2 separate regions of the Mus musculus genome follow, and region 2 is linked to region 1. A link is a loop called in an ENCODE intact Hi-C map of the cell type or tissue named here. Cell type or tissue: gastrocnemius. All regions are shown on one strand. Links, peaks and the distances in the headings refer to the core of each region. The heading gives the core; the rest is flanking DNA.

Region 1 (15,398 bases), core at 4,491-12,490:
AAGCTTGCAATCCCACCAACAGTGGAGGAGTGTTCCTCTTTCTCCACATCCTCGCATGCCTTTTTTTAAAAGCCAAAGTAGGCCTGTATAGCTTATATGTATTACTTTTATAATTTGTTGTCTGTAATATAGCAATATTTTATGGATATCAGTAAATATGTCCCTATACAAAGTTTTAAAAAGGCCCAGAGTACTCTTATATTTATCTGTAGGACAATTTATAACTTAAGTTTCTCGTTTTTGAGTAACAAGATGTCCCCTAGTAGTTTTGTTTCCCTCAATGTTAAACTCCCTGCCCCAAACCAAGTGGGAGTACAGTAAGGCTGTCAGTAAGATAGACAAAAGAAACCTACCTCATGAGTGAGCAGATCTTTGCCCACTTTAATTGTTACTCTGTCAGCAGTGTAAACAGAGATCAAAAATACTAGGTATTGAAAATTAGATAATTTTAGCCAGGTGTGATAGTGTTCTCTTGCTGTTCCTAGATTTTCAAGGCTGAGGCAAGAGGATTTGAAAGTTACAGGGTATCAAGAACTTGTCTCAATAAAGAAAAACTAAACCAAACAAAAAAATGATAACTTAAAATGTAATTTATGTAATGAAAGTAATATAATTTAATTTACATTTTGTTAATTTCTGGTGGGGTTGCATTGATATGTTAGCCATTTTCCTTCCCTTTTAGTAATTGTCTACATTTTCTGTCTTATGAACTATTGAATCTTTAACTTTTTAAAAATTAAAACTGTGAACTGTCAACACTTTTTTCTTTTTGAATCAAGGTCTTAATATATATCCCTTTCTCTGTAGACCATGCTGCCCTCAAACTTTTGCCTTTTTTTTTTTTGTTTTTTTTGAGACAGGGTTTCTCTGTGCAGCCCTGGCTGTCCTGGAACTCACTCTGCAGACCAGGCTGGCCTCGAACTCAGAAATCTGCCTGCCTCTGTCTGGGATTAAAGGCTTGTGCCACCACGCCTAGCAAACTTTTGCCTCTCTTTCTCTTTCTCTTTCTCTTTCTCTTTCTCTTTCTCTTTCTCTTTCTCTTTCTCTTTCTCTTTCTCTTTCTCTTTCTCTTTCTCTTTCTCTTTCTCTTTCTCTTTCTCTTTCTGTCTTCCTCTTCCTCTCTCACTCCCTCCCTAGACAGGGTCTAGCTGTATAACATTAGACTTGCAGCTCTTTTTCTGACTTTGCTTTTTGAGTAGTAGAGTTATAAGCCTGTGTTACAATTCCTGGTTAGCGTGTCAAACCATTTAAAGGTAGAAATGCAGGCACTGGTGAGATGGCTCAATGGATTAGAGCATTTGCTGCTCTTTTAGTGGTTTGGAGTTTGGTTCCTAGCACCCATATCAAGCAACTCACAACCATCTGTCACAGATCCCACACCCTCATCTGGACTCTCTGGAAATTCACATGTACATGTTCAAACACACACACACACACACACACACACACACACACACACACACACACCTTTAAAAGTTTTTTTAATTCTAAAAGAGGAAAAAGTTAGAAATATGGTTAAAGGGGGATAAAGAAAATTATTTTGTATCTTTTTAAAATAGCTTTTATTGAATGAGCATAAGACACAAATGGCTATTAGTTATTGATTGTTAACTTTCTTGAAACAGACATGTTCATTTGTTAATGTCTTCTGCTATCAGGAACTTACAGGTTTCTAAGTCTGTCAGGTCATTGCTATAAAAATTAAAGTACTTTATTAAATTCAGTGCTGAAGAAAGAAGAATGGACTTAAGTTGCCTAACTTAAAAAATGTTGTTGTTTTTTTGTTTTTTTTTTTTGTTTTTTTCCATGTATGTAGGCAAACTTGGCCATGGTGATACCAACAGAGTATATAAACCTAAAGTTATTGAAGCTTTACAAGGAATGTTTATTCGCAAAGTCTGTGCTGGGAGCCAATCTTCACTTGCTTTGACATCAACAGGGCAGGTAAGACGAAGGAATAAACATACATAAGAGTATTTCAGTGGACTAGGTAAAAGAGAACTTTTTAGTCTTGTTTGTCTTTGAATTCACTCTGTAGACCTGGCTGGCCTGGAACTCATAAAGACCTTCCTGCCTGTGCCTCCTAAGGGCTGTGATAAAAGCTGTGTGCTACCACTGCCCAGCTAAGAAAAAGATTTTAAGACAACATATTGAGAAAAAAATACTTAATTTTGTTTCAAATATAATAGATGAAGATGAGCCAGGTTTTCTTACCTGCTTATGTGATCTAGATACATTCTTTTTTAGCACCCTGCTCTTTGAAGTAAGTCGATAAAATAAATAAATTCATTTAGTGCTTAGAATCCTATAACCCTCACACCCAAATCATCAAGGATCCTCAGAGCTCCTTCCTGTTAAAGAAAAGTAGGGGGCACAAAACAAAAACTTGAGGGGACAGTGATAGGAACTAAAAAAGATGTTCAAAAAGATGGTAAAGAGAACACCTTCAGATGGAAAGTAGTAGTACCAAAGAGGACCAGGCTGATATCCTTGAGTTTATCAGCCACTTTGGGCTTGAATGTAGGAGTCCATTGTATGTTAGGCTAATGTAGATGATCAGCAAAGCTGAAATTCACATTTAACTTAGTTATTTTTTGAAAGACTCGAGTATTCCATATGCTGAAAAACTTAACACAAACTATTCATTTTATTCTATTGTAGAGTCAATTGCATACTTTAATATTCTAGTATAAATACATGATCTTTCATGTGTTCCTCCTAGTTGGTTTTGTAGTAAGAATCCATGGATTGAAATCAGCAAGTGCTCACTTGATTATATCCACAAGCAAATCTCAGACCTCCTTTCAGTGTCATATACTTCCATTTTATGAGAGAGGAAATAATTTGTTTTGTGTACCAGATGGTTGTATATGATAATTATTTAACAGTAAATCTGTTATATTCCAAAGGAAATTGTGTATCATGGCCATATTAAGCTATATGAAGTCCAGTGTGTATGTTTACAGAAATAAAGAGGAAGAAATACTTTGATGAGCCATTCTGTCTACTGTTATACCTGTGGAGCATTTCAATCCATTTGTCTCAGTTCCTTCAGGCCTACTCAGTGCTATTTTTCCGCTAAATGTAGCTCTTAAGTTTACGTGAAGGTAATTTATTTTTATATGGCATGATATAATGCCTAAAATGCAAGACAAGTAATTTTTGTTTGGGTGTGTGTTATAGTTTTAAGGATCAAATCTGGGAATTTTAGATGCTAAGCAAGTTGTGTACCAACTGAGCTACAAATGTTCTTAATCTAGTGCTCAGCTAAAAATATTTGAAAGAAAACTCAGAGGGCCTTACTGAATACCAGTGCTGTATTGGACTTTGAGTCTGTCTTTGTTTGGGTTTCCAATGCTGTAAGGAGACACCATGACCAAGTGATCTTTTATAAAGGAAAGGATTTAATATGGGCTGGCTTACAGTCAGAGGTTTAGTCCATTATCATCATGGTGGGAAGCATGGTAGCTCCAGGCAGACATGTTGCTAGAGAAGAATCTGAAAGTTCTACATCTTGGTCCAAAGGCAGCAGAAGGAGACCGTTTCATATTGGGTGAAACTTGAACTTAGGAGACCTTCAAGCCTCCTCCCACAGTGACATACTTCCTTCAACAAGACCACACCTCCTAATAGTGCCAATCCTCATGGGCCACGCAAGCTTTCAAACACATGAGTTTATGGCCCTATACCTAGTTAGACCACCACAGAGTCACTTAGAGTCTTAGTAATATCTCCTTCCATGTTTAGTTCCTAATCTTTGTTTGAATAGGCTTTTGCTGTGCTGGAGTTCTTTTATATTCTGTACTTAATTTCGTTTTCTGATAACTGGTATGGATATATGGTCTTCTTTTGAAGAAGAAATCTAACCTGACCGTACTAGTCTTATCTAAAATAATTTGAAGATAAAACAAAAATAATAACCATAAAAAGCCTTTGTGGCATAAAGAAAAGCGTGTGTAGAATTTTATCAAAGCCAGTGGAAAGAGGAAGTGGTTCGGTTTGCTGATTTGCTGCATTACCTTATTGTTAGACATTCCTCCTTTCACCTCCCTCTTCTCTTCATGCATCTTGTCCTGGACAGCTAAGTCAATCATTAGTCATTTTGTTATTAGTAACAAAGATGGTCAGCGGAGCTATCTTGACTTCCAATTCACATATTCTTCATATGTGATAATTAAGATCAGTTTTGTGATTCATGTTATCAATTTTAATCATTCCTTGTTCTCGTCTACCATGTAAGAAACATGTAAATGGAAGTTTTGTTGTTGTGTGTTTTGTTTCTTTTGAGACAAAGGTTTCTGTGTAGCCCTGGCAGTCCTAGAACTTACTCTATAGAGGCTGGCCTTAGACTCAGAGATCTGCCTTCTTTTGCCTCTCAAGTACAGAGATTAAAGGCCTGTGCCACCATCATCTGGTAATAACTAGAAGTTTTAAGGTATTATTTCCATAATTGCTTAGATTTTTGCCAAGTGCAAGCCAGTTAGTGGTAACTTTAGCAGAGACTCTCCTGTCTTTATTTCATTTTACCTGTGACCAGTTTATTTTTATCTCGCTGCTCATCTGTTTATACACTGGGTGTTTAAAAATAGTACAATAAATGATAGTGACCTTTTTCTTTTTGGGGGAAGCTGGGGGAATGCTCCAGACATGGTTTGGAACTCTGTAGACCAGACAGGCCTTGAACTTACAGAGAACTGCTTTCCTTTGCCTTCTGTGTGCTAGGATTAAAGGTGTGCACAATCATAGCCTGGCTTTTTTTTTTTTTTTTTTTTTTTTTTTTTAATGAAACAAACAAGGTGCAGATAATTTGCTAAGAAGTAATTACTATTAATTTTCTTGGGTGTGCTAATGGTTTAATATTTCCATTTTTTATGTGTGTATTTTAGAGATAATTGGAGAGGAGGGGTGGGGATAATCACATGAGGCAGCTAACCTCTGGTATGTTTGCTTTACAGCTGTCTTGTTTATTAGTCTTCTGAGAGTACAATGACCATCTTTAAAATGATTAAAACACTAAATATTATTTTAATACCAGGAAGGTACCACAACTTGATAATTTTAGTTAATAGTCTACTTATTTTCGGAATTTATGTGTTTTGTATTTCTGTCGTTTCAGGTTTATGCTTGGGGCTGTGGGGCTTGTCTAGGTTGTGGTTCTTCAGAAGCTACTGCTTTGAGACCCAAGCTCATTGAAGAATTGGCTGCCACAAGAATAGTTGATATTTCAATTGGAGATAGTCATTGTTTGTCTCTTTCTCATGGTAAAGTCATGTTTGTTTGTTTTAGTATTTTAAGTAGCATCTTTGTAGCCAATTACCAATTATTATTTTTTGTAAATGTGTTACATTTAAATTTAAGTTTTATACTTTATGTCTTATTTTTAGATAATGAAGTTTATGCCTGGGGCAATAACTCCATGGGACAATGTGGCCAGGGAAATTCAACAGGTCCTATTACTAAACCAAAGAAAGTGAGTGGCTTAGATGGCATAGCTATTCAGCAGATCTCAGCTGGAACATCACATAGTTTGGCATGGACTGCTCTCCCTAGGGACAGGTAAGTGCTATATACTTAAATATGCTTGCACTTTTTTTCTTTTTTAAATATATATTGTTCTCTATTTAGGACTTTGAATGTCCTAAAATCAAGTCAGTATCACACAGTGTACTTCAGAAGATAAATAATTAAATTTAATAATAATAATAATAATGATAATATATTAAAATTAATTTCTAAATAGTGCAGATTTTGATAGTAAGTATATTGATCCCATGTTTAACAGAATAACACATACAGATCTCTACAATAAGAATAAGGTACATACATACTACTCTACTGCTCTTCATGGTAACGTATCATGTCTGTGTCAGGGTTATTGGGAGTGGGTATTGGTTTTATCTTAAGATTTCTTTGTTTTGTAAAATTATACATGTGAAAAGTAAACAGTGCCTCTTCACAGACAAAGCTTCCATGTATACATACTCAAGTTAATTTAAAGTCATTTAGAGTTGTCAAAATTTTTTTTTCATATAGGTAATTGTGTTAATATCTTTGCCTACGTTAACAAATTATATAAATACCTTAAAGGGGAAAAGATTTACTTTGGCTTACATGTGTCAGTCTAACATCTTCTGGCTCCATTGCCTTGGTCTGAAGTCAGTCAGAACATCGTGGTACAGCAGAACAGCTCACCTCATTTCGATATTGTATCTACTAGCTTAGACCAAGCCTTCCACACATGAGTCTATTGGCAGAACAGTTTATATGCAACCCTACAAGAGTATTACTAAATGTAGAATAAAATTTAATGTGATTTTAAGATTAACTAATATATATGCTATTTAAAGTATATATAATTTCTAATGTTGACTCTGTTGCAATAGAAATAACATGTAGATTTCCTTTCATGTATATTGAGGTCACATATATTTCAAAATGAAGAAGCTGTATTTAAGATACTTGATTGTCTTCTCATTTTGAATTCTCTATCTTTAGAGAATGATTTAAAAGTTAAGTACTAAGCTGAGGAGATGGCTGAGTCAGTAAATTGTTTGCCTGACAAGTATGAGGACTTGAGTTCAGTCTCTAGTCCCAAAATAATGAGCTCTAGGTTCAGTGAAAGGTTTTGTCTCCAAAAATAAGGTAGAGAGCAACTGAGGAAGACACTGGTCATCAGTTTCTGCTCTCCACACATGTAGACCTGCACCCCAACATGCACGTGCACACACGTGAACACATGTGTAATATCACATATACAGTTTAATATCTTCATATTAAGAGGAAATGAACTAAATTCAGAACTAGGCTTTATTGATTTAAAACATTTGTTTAACTTCATTGCTTGTTTGGTTGGATTTCTTTGTAAAACAAAACAGATTATTGAAAAATAACAAAAAAAAAAAAAAAAAAAGAAAAAAAAGAAAAAGAAAAACAAAACAAAAACCCCTGAAAACCTAGTTGTTATACTTTTAGATCAAGGAAGCTGTTTAGTTTTGTTTTGTTCTTCCCCACTAGATCTTGTTTTTTATTTTTGATTATGTGTAGAAGTTTCATTATAAGGCTGTTGGATACTTTTCTTATGCTTCCTTCTAGACAAGTTGTTGCATGGCACAGGCCTTATTGTGTAGATCTTGAAGAGAGTACCTTCTCACATCTGCGATCTTTTCTTGAGAGATACTGTGATAAAATAAACAGTGAGATTCCCCCACTGCCTTTCCCTTCATCAAGGTATGTTGTAGATACTTATGCATTCATACGTATTAATTACTCTTTTCAAAATTTTATTTATTCTTTTTTGTTTTTCTCCAAATTACATGAGTCTTCTTTGTAAGCTAGAAAAGAACTAAACTTTATTAATAACTTTGTGATATTTAAAGGTTATATATAATTTCAGAAATGATATTTTAAAATTTATCATTGGTCATCACTTGACAATTTTTAAAGAGAAAAATATGTTCTTCCGGGCAGTGGTGGCGCATGCCTTTAATCCCAGCACCTGGGAGGCAGAGCCAGGTGGATTTCTGAGTTAGAGGCCAGCCTAGTCTACAGAGTGATTTCCAGGACAGCCAGGACTGCACAGAGAAACTGTCTCGAACAGCCAAAAAAAAAAAAAAAAAAGTTCCTTAAACTGTATATTATATTATATTATATTATATTATATTATATTATATTATATTATATTTACTTTTATGCTTCTTGTTTTGTTTCAGGGAACACCATAATTTTCTTAAGCTGTGCCTGAAGTTGCTTTCAAATCACCTTGCTCTGGCCCTGGCGGGAGGGGTAGCTACCAGTATTCTTGGGAGACAGGCAGGTCCACTTCGAAATTTGCTCTTCAGGCTGATGGATTCAACTGTCCCAGATGAAATCCAAGAGGTAAGAGAACTGAATCTGTGGCCTGAAGCCATAGCTGGATGATATTCAGAAGTATACTAGATACTTTCAATTGCAGGGTTTGCAGGGTTTCTCTGTGTAGCTCTGGCTGTCCTGGAACACTGTAGACCAGGCTAGCCTTGAACTCAGAGACCCTGCTGCTTCTGCCTATCAAATGCTGGATTAAAGGTGTGAGCCATCATGTCCTTAAACCCTCTAAATAAAAAAAGATTTACATGCTTTTGGTTCTCACATGGCACCTTTAGACTTGTGTAATCCCAGAAGTTAGTGCACTCACTTTTCATATGTTGCTTTTAGAAAGAGAAGATCTGGGCTGATCTCTCTCCCTCCCCTCCTACTCCCCCCTCTGCCTCCCCCTCTCCCTTTCCCCCCCCCCTTTTTTCTTTGCTTTTGGATATTAGGTGGTAATTGAAACACTCTCAGTTGGAGCAACCATGCTGTTACCTCCATTAAGAGAACGGATGGAATTACTTCATTCTCTTTTACCCCAAGGACCTGATAGATGGGAAAGCTTATCCAAAGGACAGGTAAGCCTTTGCATGTAGATATACCATTCATAGCACAGGAAATAGGACTGAGAGGAAAATAAAGCAAACAAGTCTTTTCACAAATATGCTTGCTAGTTGCGGTGCATCCTGACTATTTGATATTGTATGTTGGAAGAATTGTTGGATGTCTAATGACCTGAAATGATGCATATGATAATTTACAAGGTTAACTCGGAGTCTATTCTTAGAGTCATGATTCATTTTTTTAGTGTTGATTATGGTGTCAAGCCAGATACCCTTCTTTTATTGTAAGTACTGAGTTAAAATCAGTCTTGTGTTACCGCTGTTAGTCCGATGCCTAGAGGTGCATATCTGAAAAGGAAAAGGTCATTAGCAAAAAGTATTTGAGATGTGAGTATGCTTATTTTTAATTTTTATTGTTTTAAGCACATGAAAATAAATGCTTTGCTGTTCTAAGTAGAAGAGTTAATTTTAGAGCTATAGATTGGAGGAGAAGCATGGTATTTACTGGCAGTATAATGTCCAAGATGCTTTTCAGTAAGTATTTTGCATAGTTCAAATTACAAGTGATTTCTTTCAAACAATAGAATAAGCAATTTTCATCAATATTTTTGTAGAATAACATGAATATAATTTATCTATTGGAGTTTTCTACTGATGCCTACTTATAGTACTTAAATTATTTACATTATTTTAGCTAGAATTTTAGCTGTTCATCATAAAAGATGAGATTAAAAATTTGTTACATTTTTCCAAATGGTACTGTCTGAATAGTTTTTTTTTTTATAATTATATACTTCCTGGGCTAGAGAGATTGCTCAGTGGTTAAGAATACTGACTGCTCTTCCAGAAGTCCTGAGTTCAATTCCTAGCAACCACCTGGTGGCTTACAACCATCTGTAATGGGATGTGATGCCCTCTTTTGGTGTGTCTGAAGACAACTACAGTGTGCTCATATAAATAAATAGATCTTAAAAAAATATTTATGGACTGGAGAGATGGCTCAGTGGTTAAGAGCACTAACTGTTCTTCCAGTGGTCCTGAGTTCAAATTCCATCAACTACGGTGGCTTATAACCATCTGTAATGAGATCTGATGCCTTCTTCTGGTGTGTCGTCTGAAGATAGCTACAGTATATTTATATACATAAAATAAATAAATCTTTAAAAGATTTATTTTAAAAATGTTTATATACTTAAAGGTTGTTTATCAAACAAGTAAGTGGATTAATTAACATAGTATAGTTTTTGTCCGAAATTTTCTTCTAATGCATGTTATCCTAGTTATATGTTTCTTTTTCATTGTTGTTTAGAGAATGCAACTGGATATAATTCTGACAAGTTTACAAGATCATACCCATGTAGCCTCCCTTCTTGGCTATAGCTCACCTTCCGATGCTGCTGACCTTTCGACTGTGTGCATGGGATATGGAAACCTGTCAGACCAACCATATGGTTCTCAGATCTGCCATCCAGACACTCATCTGGCCGAAATTTTAATGAAGACTCTCTTAAGAAATTTAGGGTTTTATACGGTACCTTGCTTTTTCAATATATTAAGAAAAGAATAAAGGGGTAAGGATCTTTTTAGGTCAAAGTATTGTAACATTTAAGCAATATAAATAAAATTTTAGATTTCCTTCTCCAAAGATAGAAACATGTCAGATCTGAAATACTGTGGTGGCCAAGTAATATGTAACTTAAAATTATAAAATGACATGTTAAAATTTTATCAAGTGTTTCTCATGTAATAAAGAAGAATAAACATAAAAATAGTTTTCTAAACATACTTAAAATATAATCTTCATTATGTGTAATTTTAGGATCAAGCATTTGGAGAGCTGGAAAAGAATAGTGATAAATATCTTCTTGGAACATCATCTTCAGAGAACAGTCAGCCTGCTCATCTTCATGAACTACTGTGTTCATTACAGAAACAACTGCTTGCTTTTTGCCACATTAATAATGTTACTGAGGTATGAATTCTATGCTTTTCATGATGCTCTACTAGGAACATACAGCTCAGATAGTTGGGGATATCATATTATTTTTGTACTTTGGATATTTCAGAATAGTAATTTAGGGATTTTTTTTCTTTGCAGAACTCAAGCAGTGTGGCATTGCTTCATAAACATCTTCAGCTTTTGCTGCCTCATGCCACAGATATTTATTCACGTTCCGCAAATTTGCTTAAAGAAAGTCCTTGGAATGGCAGTGTTGGAGAAAAATTGAGAGGTGAGTTTGATGTTGACTTTCACATTTAACCAGTGGTTATAAAGCAAGAGTCATCGAACTTTTCCAAAACATCAAGAGGGCCTGATAATCTTTGTGTGGAGGAGAAATAATCCTGAGTTTCATTTGTATTCATTGTTTACTTTCATCTTGGTTTAGGGGTGATGTAGCAGTGATTGATCTTAAAGGATAAAGGTCTAATTATCTCAATAGATATATAGATATAACTTGAAGGCATTAGGTGATATAAACTCAAACAGTTAATTTATGATATAAAGTAACATTTTTATTTACTGCCTATTTTGACAGTATTCTGCCTTCCTTCCATTTTTTCAAGACAGGGTCTTCTGCTGTAGAATATGTTGTTCTCAATCTCAAAGCAATCCTTCTGACTCAGTGATCCACCAAAGGTTGTGGGGTTGTTACCACACCCTGTTCAATTTCCTTCTTGAAGTACCTTCTCCCATGGGCTTTCTTTTTACCCATCTTGACCAGTGATTTTCTGTGACTTCTTGAAGGATTTGTCCTTTCTTACATTGGATATTCCCTTCTGCATTGGGATGGATCCTCTAAATTTTGCTTTTAATTCTCTTTCCATTCTGAATAGGCTCATCTAGTTTAATTGTCTTTAACCACCATGCATGTGTTTCTATGTTTTCACCTAGCTGAGGATTTTCCTGGGCACCAGAGCTCCTCTAGTTGCCTATTGAACGTTTTCTTGTTGATCTCTGTAGTTTTTCTCTTAAAAAAAGTAGTACTCCATTGTGTAAATGTACCACATTTTCTGTATCCATTCCTCTGTTGAGGGACATCTGGGTTCTTTCCAGCTTCTGGATATTATAAATAAGGCTGCTATGAACATAGTGGAACATGTGTCCTTCTTACCAGTGTGGTACATTTACACAATGGAGTACTACTCAGCTATTAAAAAGAATGAATTTATGAAATTCCTAGGCAAATGGATGGACCTGGAGGGCATCATCCTGAATGAGGTAACCCAGTCACGAAAGAACTCACATGATATGTACTCACTGATAAGTGGATATTAGTCCAGAAACTTAGAGTACCCAAGATACAATTTGCAAAACACATGAAACTCAAGAAGAACGAAGACCAAAGTGTGGACACTTTGCCCCTTCTTAGAATTGGGAACAAACACCCATGGAAGGAGTTACAGAGACAAAGTTTGGAGCTGAGAAGAAAGGATGGACCATCTAGAGACTGCCATACCTGGGGATCCATCCCATAATCAGCCTCCAAACGCTGACACCATTGCATACACTAGCAAGATTTTGCTGAAAGGACCCTGATACAGCTGTCTCTTGTGAGGCTATGTCGGGGCCTAGCAAACACAGAAGTGGATGCTCACAGTCAGCTATTGGATGGATCACAGGGCCCCCAGTGGAGAACCTCGAGAAAGTACCCAAGGAGCTAAAGGGGTCTGCAACCCTATAGGTGGAACAACAATATGAACTAACCAGTACCCCCAGAGCTCGTGTCTCTAGCTGCATATGTATCAGAAGATGGCCTAGTCGGCCATCAGTGGAAAGAGAGGCCCATTGGTCATACAAACTTTATCTGCCTCAGTACAGGGGAACGCCAGGGCCAAGAAGTGGGAGTGGGTGGGTAGGGAAGTGGGGGAGAGGGCATGGGGGACTTTTGGAATAGCATTGGAAATGTAAATGAAGAAAATACCTAAAAAAAGAAGGAAAACGGGAGAAAGAGGAAAAAAAGAGAAAAAAGAAAGAGAAATCAGCTGAGAAACCAAGACTATTATTTATTACTCTGGTTTGTCTGTTATGTATGCAATGCAAATTTATTGTCCATTCAGACTGAGCTCACTTCTAAATGTTCCTCCTTTCCCTGAGTACAGTGCAATAATGGAACAAATTTGATTGGAAAGTAATCCCTAAAATGAAAGGGCAGATATTTTATGATGATCTTAATTTGAAAATTATTTTAAAACTTGCCTTATTAGAATGTTAGCATCATAGGAAGATGGAAAGTTTTGGCTGCTTTGGTCATGGCTGTGTCTGCACCTAGAATAGCATTTAGTCTGTTGTAGGTACTCTGAATTTAAAAGTGGGGATAAATTAGTGGATGTGGTATTATAATGTATCTTAAGAAAAGAGTTTCTGTGTTTTGAGTTTGTTGGCATGCAAGGTAAGTTTGCTTTTCTACAAAGTATCTGTCTGTAGGTGTTATTTTGATAGTAAATACTAACATGACATGATATCAGGTAGGTATTGAACAAAAAGTTATTGAATTTGTTTACTCTTTCCAAACTGAAGAAGTATTTAGGCTTTTTTGAGGTAACTGATTTACCTTGCATTCTTGCTCTTCATAGATGTGATCTATGTGTCAGCTGCAGGCAGTATGCTCTGCCAGATTGTTAACTCCCTACTGTTACTCCCGGTGTCAGTGGCTCGTCCTTTATTGAGTTACCTCCTCGACCTCTTGCCACCTCTTGATTGCCTTAATAGACTCCTGCCAGCTGCTGCTCTTTTAGAAGACCAAGAATTACAGTGGCCTCTTCATGGTAAGTACTGGCAATAAGAAGTTAAACAATGCTCTTGAGAAAGATTGTTCTTCTTCCATATCTCAAATAAAACCATTCCCAACAATATGGGTGTTTCATGTGATCAAAAAGATGTGATATTGTCTAAGAGTGAACAGTCTGAAGTGGGCAACTGACATCCAGCAGCTAAGAAAGTTGTTTTTGGACATTACAAAAAGCATCTTTAGGGCCAGTGGTTCTAAGACTTTTTGTTCTTCAGAGTTTGAAATGATTGAAATTAAGATGTGTCTTAAAACAGTAGCAAAATTGTGTTATACTTTAGTCAGCATTACCTTTTTCCTTTGAGGTATTTAAAATAATACATTTATAATCAGTGGATCACTATATTCGATTTAAACATTTTATGTCATAAATAGTATAATTTTAAAATCTATTTGATAGTAACATATTTCTTATTTTGTTTGGATATATAGACAACTGGCTGAATTTTAAAATAGAGATTGAGAAAGTATCTTGTTAGTGCATTTGACTTTTTTTTAAAAGCAGGAATTCTGTGAAAGTTTATTAGTTTTAATACTTCCTATTAGGAATCTGAGTTTTCAGGAGATTGGACCTAATACACTTTCAGAATACACTTGTTGTACTTAAAACTTTGCCATTCATGATTCATTTCACAGCCACTTATAAATAGTAATAATCAGGTCATATAGGCATCCTTTAAAACTCAAGGTGTATTTACCCTGGGCTAATTACCAGTGTATAAAACTATATAACATTGTAGCATTTTTAGGTATAGTAATCTCTAATCCATTTTTTAGTTTTTTTTTAATATTGATTTTACTTTTTATTTTTTTAACATATAAGAAATAAATGTAATAAACAAAATACATGGACAAATATACAGGAATCATATGATCATCTCAATGGAAGCAAAAAAAAAAAAGTCAACATGCATTCTTAATAAAAGCCCCAGAACAAGTAGGGCTGTAGGAAACATATTCCAACATAATATAGATTATGTATGACAACTCATGGCCAATATCATCCTAAATACAAATGGGAAAATATTAAATCAAATTATTTTCAATTGAAGATTATAATTATCTTATACTCCAAAATTTGACTAGAAAAATTGTAGAAATTATCAATAATTTCAGCAAAGTTTTATGATACATAATTGACTTACAAAATTTACCAGTCTTAATACATATGAGTAACAAGCATGCTGAGAAAGAGATCATGGACACACTCCTCTTCCCAGTTTCTCAAATCAAATATTTAGAATATACATAACAAAAGAGGTAAAAACCGTCTACAATGAAAACTTTAAATGTGTGAAGAAAGAGATGAAGAAACATACTAGAATTTGAAGACCTCCCAAGTGTATAGCTTGGTAGAATTAACATTATGAAATAAGACCTTCTACCAAAACAATTTACTGATTCAATGAAATCACAATCAACATCCTCATCTCATTCTTCACATAAATAGAAAGAAAATCCTCAATTTGATATGGAACCACAAGAGCCCCAGAATAGCCACCTGGTCCTAGATAAGTGTTTCTATGCATTCTGCTCATTTTAAGTGCTAAGTGCATCTGTCTATGACCCTAACTTTTATACATCTGTTTCTGTTGAGTCCATTTTGTTCTATATTAGAATGGCTACTCCAGCTTGTTTCTTGGGAGCATTTGCTTGGAAAATTGTTTTCCAACCTTTTACTCTGAGGTAGTTTCTGTCTTTGTCACTGAGGTACATTTTCTGTATGCAGCAAAATGCTGGGTCCTTATTACATATCCAGTCTGTTAGTCTATATCTTTTTATTGGGGAGTTGAGTCCATTGGTGTTAAGAGATATTAAGGAATAGTGATTGTTGCTTCCTGTTATTTTTTATGTTATTTTTATGTTTGTGTGGCTATCTTCTTTTGGGTTTGTTGAAAGAAGATTACTTTCTTGCTTTTTCTAAGGTGTAGTTTCCTTCCTTGTGTTGGCGTTTTCCATCTATTATCCTTTGTAGGGCTGGTTTGTGGAAAGATATTGTGTAAATTTGGTTCTGTCATGGAATATCTTGGTTTCTCTGTCTATGGTAATTGAGAGTTTTGCTGGTTATAGTAGCCTGGGCTGGCATTAGTGTTCTCTTAGAGTCTGTATGACATCTGCCCAGGATCTTCTAGCTTTCATAATATCTGGTGAAAAATCTGGTGTAATTCTGGTAGGTCTGCCTTTATATGTTACTTGACCTTTCTCC
Region 2 (15,398 bases), core at 3,774-11,773, 90 kb after region 1:
TTAAGATTGGCAATATAGCGTGTAGCACCCTAAGCAGTACAAATAGCCACCAAGCCTGCTGCATAGAGTAGGGCAGTTCTGAAATTTTACATTGTGTTCCTGAGGAAACAACTATTTTTATTTCTGCTAGTATTCCTATAGTCGTGTCAGACATGTGAAGTATACTCCATGCCTTTTCTTACAAGTCTGAGAACTGGCAGATAATTGATACTGTTTTTAAAGAAAATATGTTAAGGTAGTTTATACTTTCTAAAATTGTTTTATTTACTCATTTTACTTAGACAAAAATTAGGATTTTTAAAATTTCTGTAGACATTTTAAAATATGTAAAAAGACAAAGTACTTAATCTAATTACTGGAGAGAATTTCTCAGGTTCTGTGGTGATGGCATGATTTTAATCTTTTATGTAAACAAATTAATCATCTGGCATGATTTATTTTCCACCAGGATGTTTTGGTTGTTAATTGCACAGCAGAATGGGCTTCTGCCAATCACATTTTAGCAACTTGTAGAACAGCCCTGAAACAACAGGGTGTTCTGGGATTAAACATGGCTCCCTGCATGAGAGCATTTCTGGAACGGCTACCCATGATGCTTCAAGAGCAATATGCCTATGAAAAGGTAACTCATGGCCCTCACTCCCATAGTACTTAGTGCTTTGGAATTGGAATCTCCTCCACAAACCACCCAAGGACATGAAGTTTGAGGGAAATATGTGAAGCTATCTGTACAGAAGTAAAGTCATTATACCTAAAGCAGTTGGTTGTTCAGTAATCTTAAGTCCATTCCTTATTTTCACTCGAGTAAAATGAAACTGTGATCCCAAAATTTTTAGTGTTGATACATTCCTTTTCATATAAATTATTCACTTTATATCCAGTTAATTTAACTGAAGAATATGCCTGGATTTAATGTCCATGATCTCTGTGATAGATTTGTTCTGCCATGATTAAAGACTGCTGTAAAGGGGATTTACCTTTGATTTCCTGGGGTAAAGGAAGAAATGTGATGTGAAAGGAATAAGGTCTTTGTGATTTTGTTCATAATCAAGAAAAAATACACAAGACACAGTTTAATATGATCCCATATCAGATTCTGGAAAAAAAAAGGCTGTCAGTGATAAGACCAAATAAAGCTCTAGTTTAGCTAATGTTATACCAGGATAAGTTACTTAGTTTTTATCAATGCGATATGATTATACAAGGTTTTATTTATATATAATACATACATAAATATATATATATGTATATATATATGATGTTAGGGAAATTGAGGAAAGAATATACACAATTCTCTTTACTAGTTCCATAAGCTTTCACAACATAAGCTTACTCAGAGTATCTGACACAGGCTCCTCTTGAATGTGGCATTCTTTTGTTTTTTTCTTAGCCTCATGTAGTTTGTGGTGACCAGCTTGTTCATAGCCCCTACATGCAATGTTTGGCTTCCCTTGCTGTGGGACTTCATCTGGATCAGCTGTTGTGTAACCCTCCAGTGCCACCACACCATCAGAACTGTCTCCCTGACCCTACATCCTGGAATCCCAATGAGTGGGCCTGGTTAGAATGCTTTTCAACCACTATCAAGGCTGCAGAGGCCCTCACCAACGGAGCGCAGTTTCCAGAGTCATTTACTGTCCCAGATCTAGAGCCTGTTCCTGAGGATGAGCTAGTGCTCCTCATGGTAAGCAAAACTCGAGCTGCTGTTGGTTGTCTTAGAGACTGTGTTATGGCTGCTTGGTGTGCCAGTGACTAGCAACATGCCCTTAGATAGACTGAATATACCTTTTTTTGTTTTGTTTTGTTTTTGGTGGTTTTTTTGAGACAGGGTTTCTCTGTATAGCCCTGGCTGTCCTGGAACTCACTTTGTAGACCAGGCTGGCCTCGAACTCAGAAATCCGCCTGCCTCTGCCTCCCAAGTGCTGGGATTAAAGGCATGCACCACCACGCCTGGCTGAATATACTTTTCTAGTGGATGGCTGTTCAAGTCTCTTGATGACAGAGCCTTTCTGAATCTATTGACTCCATACATAGTTCCATGCTTTTCTGTTTTCTTTGTCTGTAGGTGCTTGTTAAGTACCTTAATCATACACATTTTTAGTTTTCCTCTGGTCATTTTGTGAGATTGATGCCACATAGAAATTCTGATTTAGTCCACTCTTAAAATGTAGAGTAATCAGCATCAAGTGAGAATACAGAAGAGCATTCAGTGTGTCATTTCTTTTTACTGTAGTTGATAGTGTTTACCCATAGAAAATGGTGATGATCATAAAATGCCAATACAAGCCAGCACCTGACCAAACTTTAGTTATGGTTTATGTATGCAAAAATTTGAACATAAAAATGTAAATACAACATAAAACAGATAAATTAATTAAAGAAAGGCATCTGAATATATGTTTTAATTAAGAAATGACTTCCATGGGGGCTGGTGAGATGGCTCAGTGGGTAAGAGCACCCGACTGCTCTCCCGAAGGTCAGGAGTTCAAATCCCAGCAACCACATGGTGGCTCATAACCATCTGTAACAAGATCTGACGCCCTCTTCTGGAGTGTCTGAAGACAGCTACAGTGTACTTACATATAATAAATAAATAAATCTTTAAAAAAAAAAAAAAAAAAAAAAGAAATGACTTCCATAGGGTTGTGCCTGACATGCACAGTCCCCAGCACCATATACAAATAATAGACTGGAGAGGAGTACATTCAGTAACATGGAATAGAGTGGAGTAGAGTGCAACAGCTCTTTCTGAACCCCATTTGGGCCTAATTTCATCTTACAGATAGGGAAACTGAAGCCCAAAACAATGACAAGACCTACCCACTAAACTAGTCAAAGAATCTAAGGAGGCAGTAGATTTTGTACATGGCCTTACACCCCTTGGTACTCAGTAAACACGAATGGTTACCTTTGAACCTAGGCAACAGTGATAATGAAAGTGTGTATAATAAAAGCCAATATTAGAATGAAAAAAAAACGCATGTTTGAAATTATGATGATACCAAACTTGCTGGGTGGGATGACACATGCCTCTAAACCCGAACTTCCTAGAAGGAAAAACCAAGAGAATTTTGACCCCAAGAGTTTAAAGGCAGCTGACGTGAGCAACATAGCAAGAAAATAAGAACAACTCTTCCTGACATGTCATATCACCATGTTCTTTAGAAAGGAAATGTTATCAGTAACCGAGCAGACAAGTCCTGGCAAAGCATCATTGTTTCTGATGTGTGCTCTGTCTTGCAGGATAACAGCAAGTGGATCAATGGCATGGATGAACAAATTATGTCTTGGGCAACTTCCAGACCTGAGGTCAGTAAAGATGAGATTGCTGTGAGGTGGGTTTCATTCAGCCTTTTGATTGTAGATGCATGTGTTTCTGTAGAGGTTGTCAAATGCTGGTGCTCTGTATGTATTTGTTTGAGCAACTGGATAAACCTAACTTTGGGTGCCTATGGGTTTTTTAGGACTGGCACCTGGGAGGTAAATGTGATGTCTACTTATGGGGTGCTGGCAGGCATGGACAGCTGGCCGAAGCTGGAAGAAACGTAATGGTACCAGCTACAGCGCCTTCATTCTCACAAGCCCAACAGGTAACTAGCAGAGTAAAGAACAGAGAAGAAATGTGAGAATTCTAGTTGCTTTCAGCAACTTATTTGGGGTTGAATCTTGTCAGTTTTTTGGTCTATTGTGGTGAATCATTAAAGAACTTCATTTTATATGTAGCCTCCAAATAAAACCTTTCTAAGCTTTTATTATACCTAAGACATTTTATTAAGAAGTTTCTATAACTTTCTTGCTTCCAAGTATAGTGAATTAATACCACAATATATTAGGCCAGGGCAGTGTATATTTATGGAAGCTGAGCTAATCTTAATCACTGTGCTCTTTGGGAACCATGATCTACCTAGGATCTTTAGCTAGACTTTATTGATGCCCCTCCCTTCATCTTCTAGGCATGGTACTGTATTCCCAAACCATCCTTGAAGCCACTCATTTCACTTGCATTCTCTTCTACCTAAAGCTGTCCCAGAGTTCACTGCTCTTCCCTGTGTGTGTCCCCTCCAATTTCTGCCTCTTTCTCCACCAGTCTTTAGTAGCTTCCTACATCCTTTCCTCTTTCTTCTCTTATCTTGTTTAACTCTGCACAGTTTGCTGAAATCTCATGGTTCTGATTTATTTCATTCAGATGGGACTCTTGATGTGCTTTAACTGTAATCAGAAGCATAGTAGTCAAAGGTTACAGGGAAGCTACATGTAGGCCAGTTTTTCTACTTTGGTACAAAGGAAATAAAGAACTGGTAGAGATACCCTCAGGTGCATGGGCTCATCTAAAATGTCCGTAAATGTGTTAGAGATAAACAATAAGGGTAATGGAGTGGTAATGTTTTTATTCAGTCTTAAATAATTTCATGCATGTACACAGTGTATCTTGATTATGTCTGACTCAAATAAGGGTAATGTTGTTAATTATGTGTTTTATACTAGGTTATATGTGGTCAGAACTGTACCTTTGTCATCCAGGCCAATGGGACAGTGTTGGCTTGTGGGGAAGGAAGTTATGGCAGATTAGGGCAAGGAAATTCAGACGACCTTCATGTGCTGACTGTGATTTCAGCCCTACAAGGTGAGGCTGCCCTGAATTTAGAAAGGTTAGAAATTGTGACCTGATTGTAGGAGTGTGTGCATCCACTGGAACTTCCCAACTCAGTGAACACATGGAGTTTGCTTCTGCATGGGTTCTAGTTAGGTAATATATACAGCCTTAATTTCCACATTTTAAGCTATTTCACAAGAAGGAGAGCTAACATCTGGCAGCGTATATGTACTTGATATTAAAGGAAACCAAATGTTTAAAATTATAAGCAGATTTTTTTAAATTGTTAAACCATAATTAGGTAGTTGTGTATGTGTGTGTGTAAGTGTGTGTTTTACTAACATAAAAAATAGTTTAATGAAAATCTCCAACTATGCTAAAGAGTTTAAAGGGCATCTGGCAGAGTTTTATGTCACTTGAGGAAGAAGCAATAAAAACTGCTATGGGGTCTCTTGGATCCCAAAGCTTACAATAAGGGACATTCAACGTTTGAACACTGTGATATGATATCCTCTGCAAATGTGTTAGGCCACACCCATAGCTATCTTCAGATGTATTTGGCCTATAGGCTGTAGGGTGAGCATACTTGTTCATGAATGTAAATGCTTCTACTAAGGCTTCCCAGTAAGTTCACAGGAGATTTGTGCAGAACTGGGTCAGAGTATGCTGCATTGTAGGGGGGAACACGGGCGGGGTTCCTCCCTCTGCTCTCTGGCCCCTGGCTCTGAAACCTTGCATAACGACCACACCACTTTCCAACTTAGTCTCTGCAACTGTAGAAAATGGGAGTGCCTGCCATTAGATCTGTGTGAAAGGAAAAATTTGATAATCCTGATTGAGCATTAGTGACTGTAATGGCTGTCCTTCCTTTTCTTCATCATTTTGCATGGTTGCTCCCAGATATGCAAGGTTATGTCTATAAATTTGATTCAAAATTCTAAAAAGTTTGTTATTCTATAGTACCATTTTGATGTTTTTCAAATCTTAGGGCATTTTCTTAGTAGCTGCAAGAGTGACTATTTATCATTTGAGACCTCTTGTGTTTCTGCTATCTTCTAGGTTTTGTGGTGACCCAGCTGGTGACTTCCTGTGGCTCAGATGGGCACTCAATGGCCTTGACAGAAAGTGGTGAAGTCTTTAGCTGGGGAGATGGGGACTATGGCAAACTTGGCCATGGAAACAGTGACAGACAGCGGCGACCAAGGCAGATTGAGGCCTTACAAGGAGAAGAAGTGGTACAGGTCAGGCACAGCATTCATAAGTTTGCCTTTGAATCTAAATACAGTATTATTAAATAACATTCTGAAGTTTAGCTAGCAGGAGTAGTATAAAAACAGATTCCAGGGGCAGTAGTATAAGCGATCCACTATTTTTGGCTCACTATTTTTGGCTCCACTATGTCGGCTCAGCTCATTACTGAGCTTTTTGGAAATTAAATAGGTTTTAATATTAGAATGAACTTAACTTTCCCAAGCCAGCAGACTTAGTCCAAGATAGGATGCTGAATACTCTTGGAAAAAGCTCTAGAGGATTAGGTCCTACCTTGCAGTTCTTGGTAGGTAGTGGGGACGTTTTCATTTAACTCCTTTTTGTTGGAAAGGGATGTGCATGTCTGTTAGATCAGCTAGTGATCTAAAATAATATTGTAAAATCACGTAGCACAACAGAGTTTACTATAAATTTTCCACTCATTTATTTCCTTTAGTCTGTCAGTGTACACAGCCAAAAGAGTGATGACAGTTGTTCCAGGGCCTATTTGGTTTTTCTAAACCTGCTAGGCAGGTCAGGAGGTCTGTGTTAATAGATGGACAGACTACCTGCTCCTCACTTGTCAGCTGCATTCATAATCAAAAGAGAATGACTTCTTTCCTAGTCTATCTTCTTACAAACTTTTTTTCTACTTGATTCTGTCCTAGATGTCTTGTGGCTTCAAGCATTCAGCAGTGGTAACATCGGATGGCAAACTCTTTACCTTTGGGAACGGTGACTATGGCCGTCTGGGTCTTGGAAACACCTCTAACAAAAAACTTCCAGAGAGAGTGACCGCGCTGGAGGGATATCAGATTGGACAGGCATGGCTTTAGTTGATAGTAATTTCTTACCTTTTCTGTTTCTACTTAGATATTCTTCTGTTAGTCAGAAAGACCAGAACTAACTAGTTGCATTTAACCTCTGTACCTTTTGGTTCACATACTTTATAATTTCATGACTTTTTCCCAGTGTGAAAAATTCACATTTTTGTCCCCTAACTTTTGGATGTGACTGTTTAAAAAAAACAAAACAAAACAAAAACAACAACAACAACAAAATACCATCCATAAATTACTACCAACAACTTGCTATATAAAGTTTTTTTAAAAGCTGGGCGTGGTGGCACATACCTGTAATACCAACATTTGAAAGGCCAAAGCAGGCAGATCTAGATAGAGTTCAAGCTTAGCCTATTTATCAGCATCGCATCTCAAACAAGCAAGCAAACAGAAGCAACAACACCAACACAAAGCTGCCTTTACACAGTACAACGTTTCTGTTGTTCCTGTGTGTCAGTGTTGAGTTGTATAACTGGATTTTTCCATCTGCATAAAGACATTGTAAGTGTTTCTCAATAATGGGTAAGATGTCTTGACTTCCCTATGTCATGGCTGAGACAGCCTCTGTTGTAAATGAGTATTTCTGAGGTATATGACTTTTCTACTTTTATGTTCTTAGTTAGCTACAGATGCTTGAAGGATTTTACTTTGAAAAAAAGTAAAAACGAATTATTTAGGAATCTTGGGAATTGTACTTGATGTGTTTGGGTTAACCTTCGAAGCCATTACCAAAACCAGGAAGAATCTTGGGAAACAACACATAACATTTTTCAGTTAAGAAGAGAGAAACGTGGAAACAGCTTGTGAGAGGTGAGAGGATCTGCTCACTGAGCCCTCCATTGTTCCTACAGGTGGCCTGTGGGCTGAACCACACCTTGGCAGTGTCAGCAGATGGCTCCATGGTGTGGGCCTTTGGAGATGGAGACTATGGTAAACTGGGCCTAGGAAATTCCACAGCAAAGTCTTCTCCTCAGGTCAGTTATGCCTTGAATATCAGTTTTTATACAACAGAAATTAGGTTTTGCTTATATCAGTACCTCTTTTACATTGGAAATGCTTTAGCTTGAACATTTTTATAATTTATAATGAAGGCTTAAGGCCTTCATTTGCTTATTCTCAAATATCCAACACTCTAGATCATGACTTTTTTTTTTTTTTTTTTAAAGATTTATTTATTTATTATATGTAAGTACACTGTAGCCGTCTTCAGACACTCCAGAAGAGGGAGTCAGATCTTGTCACAGATGGTTGTGAGCCACCATGTGGTTGCTGGGATCCGAACTCTGGACCTTCGGAAGAGCAGTCGGGTGCTCCTACCCACTGAGCCATCTCACCAGCCCCCTAGATCATGACTTTTAAAAAACCATTACTAAGGTTAAATGGATGTAAACATCCCACAAGGATAAACTTTGGTCTCTGCAGATGCTAAGTGCTGTATGACTGTGTCCCATGTAAAGAAGAGGCACCTCCCAGGTCCTTATGGGAGGGATCCATGGGCAGAGTAGCCTGCAGCTGCTGTTTCAGCATGTTACCAATGAATTGTGCATCTTTCAAAAATATATAGAAAAATAAGTGCTTATAAAATTAACTAGGAACTGTACTTCACATTTTAGGTTTCTTTGTTCTGCAGACCTCCTGTGCAGCCTTGCTGCATGGGTTTTCCTTACATATTTAATTTCCTTACATATTTAAATAGCATGACATAATTTATAACTTTGTTTTCAACTTCAGTTTACTATCATATATAGTCTGTGACAAGTTAATAGTTGCTTTGATGAATATTCAATAGGAGTGCAAAAAAGCAGACAACTTCAACTTCATCTGTGGGGAATGTAGAAGACAGCTGTTACCACCTGGGAAAGCTAAAAGCAAAGCAAACTGATGGGAAGCTGCTTGTGGTCTCACAGGAGCTTGCAATGTTGTTTTAAAAGGTCATGGTTTTCTTTGGTTTCTGTTACTCAGTGGAATGCTTCCACTTCATGGGTTCCCAAGGACATTAACCAGACTTCCTGACACTTGCATTCTCTCTCACACAGTTACTGACCAGAGCAGTAGGGGAAAAGAGTCTCTAGGAATATGACTTGTGTAAAATAAATCAGTAACAATTGCCCTTTTTATTGAAGACAGTATTTGATGTTATAAATGCCAGTAGGAAAGTTTAAGAGATATTTTTGCTTGTTTGTTTGTTTTTTTTTCCCTTTCAAACATATACTTTATACTTTTATTTCACAGAAAGTTGATGTCCTCTGTGGAATTGGAATTAAAAAGGTTGCTTGTGGAACTCAGTTTTCTGTGGCTTTGACTAAAGATGGTCATGTGTACACTTTTGGTCAAGGTAAGATATCTTCCCACCTACATCACTTTCTATACGTGTATATTATAAAATGTTTGCCTTCTAGGTCCATACAGAGTTCTGAGTGGTGTTATCCTTGTTCTCTTGCTACTCTGTGCTCCTATTTGATGAATTTGTTTTCAGGGACAAATTCCTCTCCATTAACTCTCAAGTGAGAGCCTTCACCCTTGATGAAAGAATGGCTGACAAGAGCTCTACCTCCTCCTCTCTGCTGCTGTCAGGCTGTAGAGATGGAGAGCTGTGTGAGGGCAGTGTGAGAGATGAAGTCAACTGTGACTAGAGTTTCTCCCTTGTCAGAGCACTGAGTCCTCTGAGTAAGGAAAGAGCTGGCTCAGGAGGGAAGGAACTTGCTGTAGTTATTGTGTGAGTTTGCTTTTTCCTTGGTATGACAAAGGGTCTGACAGAATGGAAGAAAGGTGGTTGTTTTATGGATGCAGAAGGATCTGTGTGTAGTTCTGTTTTACAGATGCCGAGGAGTTAGTCTGTAGTTTTATGGTCCCATTGCTCCTGGGTTCATGAAGAAACAGATTCTCTTGAGAGAAGAGAATGGCTGAACAAAGCTAGTCACCTTGTGATAGATATGAGGCAGAGAAAGGGGAAAAGGTTAGAGACAAGATAATCTTTCCAACACATGCCTCCAGTCTGGCAAGATGCCTCTCTGTATAAAGACACTTGCTGCCGAGCGTAAGACCTGAGTTCCATTGTGGAATTCACATGTGGAAAAGGAAAAATAATCTAACCTTTACATATATAGTTTGGCTTGTATGTGTGCACACACACACAAGAGGAGGAGAAGAAGAGGCAGCAGCAAATAAATAAAGGTCTGGAAAGATGACTCAGTGGTTAATAGCACTTGGTGCTTCTTTAGAGAGCCTGCCTTTGGTTCCAAGCATGTACCCCATGTGGTTCACAACCATCTCTACTCTGATTCCAGGGCATTCAACACGCTCCTCTAGTCTCCATGGGCACCAGGCATACGTGCAGGCACTCAAACATGTACATAAAATGAAAATAAATAATATTTTTAAATAAATAAATATAAGAAAAAAACAATGATATTCCTCCAATGATACTACTTCTTCTAACCAGGTCTGACTTCTTAGTAACCATTCAGCTGTGGACGAATCCATTGATGAAATTAGCATCCTCTCAGTAGCACTATTAGTTTGGATCCATAGCTTCAACACATAAGCTTTTAGGACCGTTTTATGTCCAAATCATAGCCACCATATAGGGACTTCTGTTCTAGATATACGTATGGAGATCTCCAACAGGTCATTGGGAATTTGTATCTAGGACTCCAAAGGGATTCGGTATGCGTATCTAGGTTAGGATACTGATTACACAGTGGTAATAGGTAATAGGTTTAGTCATTGATTTAAGAATCCCAGAAAACATGTAGAGTGAAGAACAGAGTAGAATTCTAGGGAATGTTAGCACGGAAGATTTTGAATAGAATATTAGCAAGGATAATGAAGAGTCTCCAGGGACCTGGGAGAGCTCAGGCCATATTTTCAGACAATTATGTGTCATGATTATTATGGCCAGAATCTGAGAGGCCACTGCAGCAACCAGACAGGAGTCAACTCAAGGTTTTGAGGGGAAGTTTTAGGGCAGCTGTACAAATTGAGGTCAGATGTCGGATGCCATGCCTAATGGACCTGGAGGTTATTGAGCAACAAGGGTAAAGAGAGAGGTGGGGTAGAAATTTGAGCTAAAACAGGTTGAATGTCATTCTTTTTAAGAACACAAGAAACTTGAAGGCCTTGTTGAACATGTGTCAGTCCTTTTAATATGAGAGTATTGAAAAACCCTCTTGCCTTGACTTACTGACTTTAGTTTTAATTTTCTATATAAATAAAAAGACTAACATTTCATACAGGAATAGCCTCAGACTTGTTACTTAAAATTTAGTGTATTTTGCTGGAATAGCAGGTTTTTGCACCATGTTGTGTACATGATTGTCATTCTTTTGTGTGTGTGTGTGTGTATTAAAACACTTTTTTTAATTAGATATTTTCTTCATTTACATTTCAAATGCTATCCCCAAAGCCCCCTATACCATCCCCCTGCCCTGCTCCCCAACCCACCCACTCCTGCTTCCTGGCCCTGGCATTCCCCTGTACTGGGGCATATGATCTTCGCAAGACCAAGGGCCTCTCCTTCCACTGATGCCTGACTAGGCCATCCTCTGCTACATATATAACTAGAGATATATCTCTGGGGGGTACTGGTTAGTTCATATTGTTGTTCCTCATATAGGCTTGCAGACCCCTTTAGCTCCTTGGGTATTTTCTCTAGCTCCTTCATTAGGGGCCCTGTGTTCCATCCAATAGATGACTGTGAGTATCCACTTATGTATTTGCCAGGCACTGGCATAGCCTCACAAGAGACAGCTATATCAGGGTCCTGCATGATTGTCATTCTAAGGCAAGAAGTTAATGGTTTCTTACAGAACACAAACTTCAGGGTGCCATCTATAACACTTCCTCTTGCTATTCTTCCAGACCGATTGATAGGCTTGCCTGAGGGACGTGCTCGTAATCATAATCGACCCCAACAAATCCCTGTCCTGGCTGGAGTGGTCATTGAAGATGTGGCTGTTGGAGCTGAACACACACTTGCTTTGGCATCAACTGGAGATGTTTATGCCTGGGGTAGCAATTCAGAAGGGCAGGTAAATGGCATATTTGCTGCTCTTGCATACTCTAGAAATCTGACGGTGTTGTTTATTTGTAAGAGTGTCTTTGTATTTTAAAATATTAGTGTTCAGAGAATCCTTTGCTTGTGCAAGAAATCTTGTCATCCCCTGTAGTCACAGGAGTAAGGGCAGGAATGAAAATGAAGAGAATGTAAAAAGACTTCAGGTCTGTGTCCTTAGTCCTTCTGTCTATCTGTATATGGAAGAGAGACGTTGGTAGGAGATGTCTGAGAGACTGATGCTTCTACAGTGGTTTTCAGCCCACAAGCAGAGCCATCCTCACTTCCTCCCATAATCTCAGATCAGAGACCCTCTTATTCAAAGTTGTTTTAGTGAGCATTTACATTCTCCTCATACCTGCATTAGCAGATCAGGAAGTTGTGGTTGCAGTAATCTTGATGAAAGGAGAACCAATGGTGAGGAGCCTTTGGGGAATTCCCTGGTTAGGTTTTGACAAAATCTTCCTTGATGTTGAACACTTAACTGCTGCTGCTAAGAGCAGAGAATTGGAGCCATGTATATTTTATATCTGTGTACCCAGAAACCAGTGTGTCTTAAGTAAGAGTTCTGGAGAGCCTTCTTTTTTCACTTAACAAGAACTCCTACCCTTTCCAAGATACCTCTTCCAAGAATTCAAGAGTGTGACCAGTTGTTAAGACTAATGCTTTTAGGGGACAGTCTAAACTTATAAGGACTACTACTGTGATAGAGAAATCAGAATTTATTCATTCGTTTGTTTGTTTGTTTGTTTGTTTTTGTTTTTCCAGACAGGGTTTCTCTGTGTAGCCCTGGCTGTCCTGGAACTCACTCTGTAGACCAGGCTGGCCTGGAACTCAGAAATCCACCTGCCTCTGCCACCCAAGTGCTGGGATTAAAGGCATGCGCCACCACACCCGGCTGAATTTATTCGTTATTGAAGTTGATGCATGACTCAGATGTTAATAGATTTCATTGGCCTGCCTTCTGCTTCTTCAATCTCTGTGCATTTGCTTTTTTATTCTTAGCTTGGCCTAGGCCACACCAACCACGTTCGAGAACCAACCCTGGTAACAGTTCTGCAAGGGAAAAACATCCGCCAGATTTCAGCGGGCCGTTGCCACAGTGCTGCATGGACAGCCCCACCAGTCCCACCAAGAGCACCAGGTGAGACGGACCATTTGTGCTCTTCCAGCTGCTCTTCTACTTTCAGTCGTGTCGTGATGCTCTATCTGCTTGCAGTTCTCACTGCATCCAACATGTCTAAAATGCATCAAGGCTTGGAGTATTCTTTTTGCTACAAGCACCATAAATATTTCATATCATGCATTTCTTCTGCAGACTTCAGTATATAGCCAAACTTCATGCCCTCTCTTTCTCTCAGTCCTCAAAGAAATCAGCATGTTTTTTAGGCAAACAAGAATTAATTAAATTAGAGCTTCTACTAAGTATACATACACTTATATAGGTAAGTATAAATATACCTGTATCGATAAAAAGGTAGCAAATAGAACTGGCCATCCTGATCCAACTTTAATCCCAGCACTTGGAAGGCAGAGGCAAAGGGATCTATGTGAATTCCAGCCCAGCCTCATCTACATAGAAAGTTGTAGGTCAGCTAGGGCTGGTAGGAAAACCCTTTCTCAAAACACACCAATAAAAAGATGGCAGTTGCTTTGCAAGACTTACTATCACAAAGGAACTGAGGAGAGCTGGGTGGAGGTGCTTCACATCGTTAATCCCAGCACTCAGGAAGCAGTCTAGGACAGCCAAGCCTACAGAGCAAATTCCAGGACAGCCATGGCCTCATAGGAAAACCCTGTGTTGAAAAACTAACGAAATAAAATAAAAGCTCTGAGGTGTTATATTTGTCACTCCAGTAGCCATTAGCAAAAAGATGTTTATTCAGTGACTCAATACAAGTCTAGTTACTGCCAGTTTATTCCATCATAAAATATGAATAGTGACTGCCTCTAGTTTTAACATTTCTTTAAGTATTACAAAATCATTATAGTCATTTTTTTAAAAGACTTGAAAATATATGGCAGGACTGAGGAAAAAGCTTACTCAGCAAAATACCACACAAGCATAAGGACCAGTATTTGAGTCCAAACATCCACAAGGAAGCCAAGAGTGTTGGCACAAATTTGTAATCCCAGTGCTAAGAAGGCATAGACAGGCAAACCCTGGGGCTCACTGGCTAGCCAACCTGGCCTGATCAACAAGCTCCTGGCCAATGGAAGAAGACCCTGTCTCCAAAAACAAGGTGGATAGTCATCCTGAGGAATGACCTTTTCATTGCACATACGTGCATACACAAAAACAAATGCAGTTGTCTCCTTTAATAAGACCCTCTGGTTGGCTCTATCTTTCATTTCCTGCAACTGTAGTCATTTCCTTAATTGTATCATTCCCATATTTGTGTTACTTCTTGTCCAAGCCCTCATCTTCTACTTGCTAGCCTCTGGTGCCTAAGGTCCTAGAATTTCTGAAGCCATGTGTGACTGAGTGCTTAGAGGTCCCCTCCATTTTTCTTACCTCCCTACTTTCACAGCAAATCCTTGGGGAAGACTCCTCAGAGATATTTTTTTTCTTAAGGACTAACTCTCACCAAGGAGATGAATACCTGGTCTCATTTGCATCGTTAATATGAGATTGGCAATTACTGAATAGGAAAGGAAGAACTTACCCTCTCCCCCAACTCTTTCTCTCTCTCTCTCTCTCTCTCTCTCTCTCTGTCTCTCTCTCTCCCTCTCTCTCTCTCTTGGGGTTTTTGTTTTTTGTTTTTGTTTTTGTTTTTGTTTTTAAGACAGGGTTTCTCTGTGTAGCCCTGGCTGTCCTGGAATTCACTCTGTAGACCAGGCTGGCCTCGAACTGAGAAATCCGCCTGCCTCTGCCTCCCGAGTGCTGGGATTAAAGGCGTGTGCCACCACGCCCGGCTGTTTTTGTCTCTTTATTCAAACAGAAAAAATTAAAGGAAGAAAGACCAGGTTTGCTATGTTTTTTATTTGGGGGGGGGGTGTTCTTGTTTTGTTTTAATTTTGTGTGTGTTTGTTTTGTTTCATTGTTTTGGATTTTTGGGGTGGGCTCATGTAAGCCAAGCTGGTCTTAAGCTTAGCATGTAGCCGAGGATGGTCTTGAACTCCCGCAGGAATTATAGGCCTACAGTACCATTGCCAGGCTTATGATACTTGTTCTTTTAAGGTTTAAAGACTATACTCTCTGTAAAAACTAGTTTTATTGATATGAAAAGATACCATGATCATGGCATCCTTTATAAAAGAGCATTTAATTGTGGTGTATTTGTAGTTTCAGAGGTTTAGCTCATTGTCTTGTGGCACACAGGCAGACATGGTATTGGAGGGAGGAGCTGAGAGTTCTACATTTGGATCCACAGGCAGCAAGAAGAGAGAGACTCTGGGCTTGGAATGAGCTTTGTGAACCTCAAAGCCCACCCCTCAGTGACAGTTTCTCCAACAGGACTATACCTACTAATCCTTTCAAGTAGTACCACTACCTGGTGACCAAATATTCAAATCTGTGAGCCTTTGGGGGTCAGTCTTTTTCAAATCATCACAAGTACTAAACCCCCCCCCCAAAAAAAGATGAGTTAATGGGTAGAGGAATAGATATCTCTGTAGAATAGTATATATAGCAAAATATTAAGAATAAAATGTAGTAATT

Evidence for each region. Hi-C counts contacts between places; a loop is a spot of excess contacts. Peaks named below come from ENCODE experiments on the same cell type or tissue, not always from the same donor. Only the 100,000 strongest peaks of a DNase experiment are listed, where the experiment ranks them.
Region 2: it touches region 1 in a loop (2.9-fold over the local background); 5 of 42 quality-filtered maps call a loop at or near these places.

The regions. Positions count from the first base shown.
Region 1 is chr9:66,389,544-66,404,941 of GRCm38, forward strand. It overlaps Herc1 (HECT and RLD domain containing E3 ubiquitin protein ligase family member 1), which reads left to right. Exons shown (of 78, transcript NM_145617.3): 8 at 1,817-1,944; 9 at 5,117-5,261; 10 at 5,385-5,556; 11 at 7,093-7,227; 12 at 7,710-7,875; 13 at 8,295-8,420; 14 at 9,715-9,936; 15 at 10,225-10,377; 16 at 10,504-10,636; 17 at 12,981-13,172. Among named protein-coding and RNA genes, the nearest start is that of Gm30447, 44 kb to the left of the region's middle. In gastrocnemius, for the core only: no CTCF peak of the experiment used is centred there; no DNase peak of the experiment used is centred there; H3K27ac peaks cover 785 bases.
Region 2 is chr9:66,480,414-66,495,811 of GRCm38, forward strand. It overlaps Herc1 (HECT and RLD domain containing E3 ubiquitin protein ligase family member 1), which reads left to right. Exons shown (of 78, transcript NM_145617.3): 60 at 449-622; 61 at 1,391-1,684; 62 at 3,244-3,309; 63 at 3,465-3,590; 64 at 4,486-4,624; 65 at 5,654-5,835; 66 at 6,511-6,666; 67 at 7,536-7,658; 68 at 8,917-9,019; 69 at 11,545-11,714; 70 at 12,743-12,881. Among named protein-coding and RNA genes, the nearest start is that of Fbxl22, 26 kb to the right of the region's middle. In gastrocnemius, for the core only: no CTCF peak of the experiment used is centred there; no DNase peak of the experiment used is centred there; H3K27ac peaks cover 1,094 bases.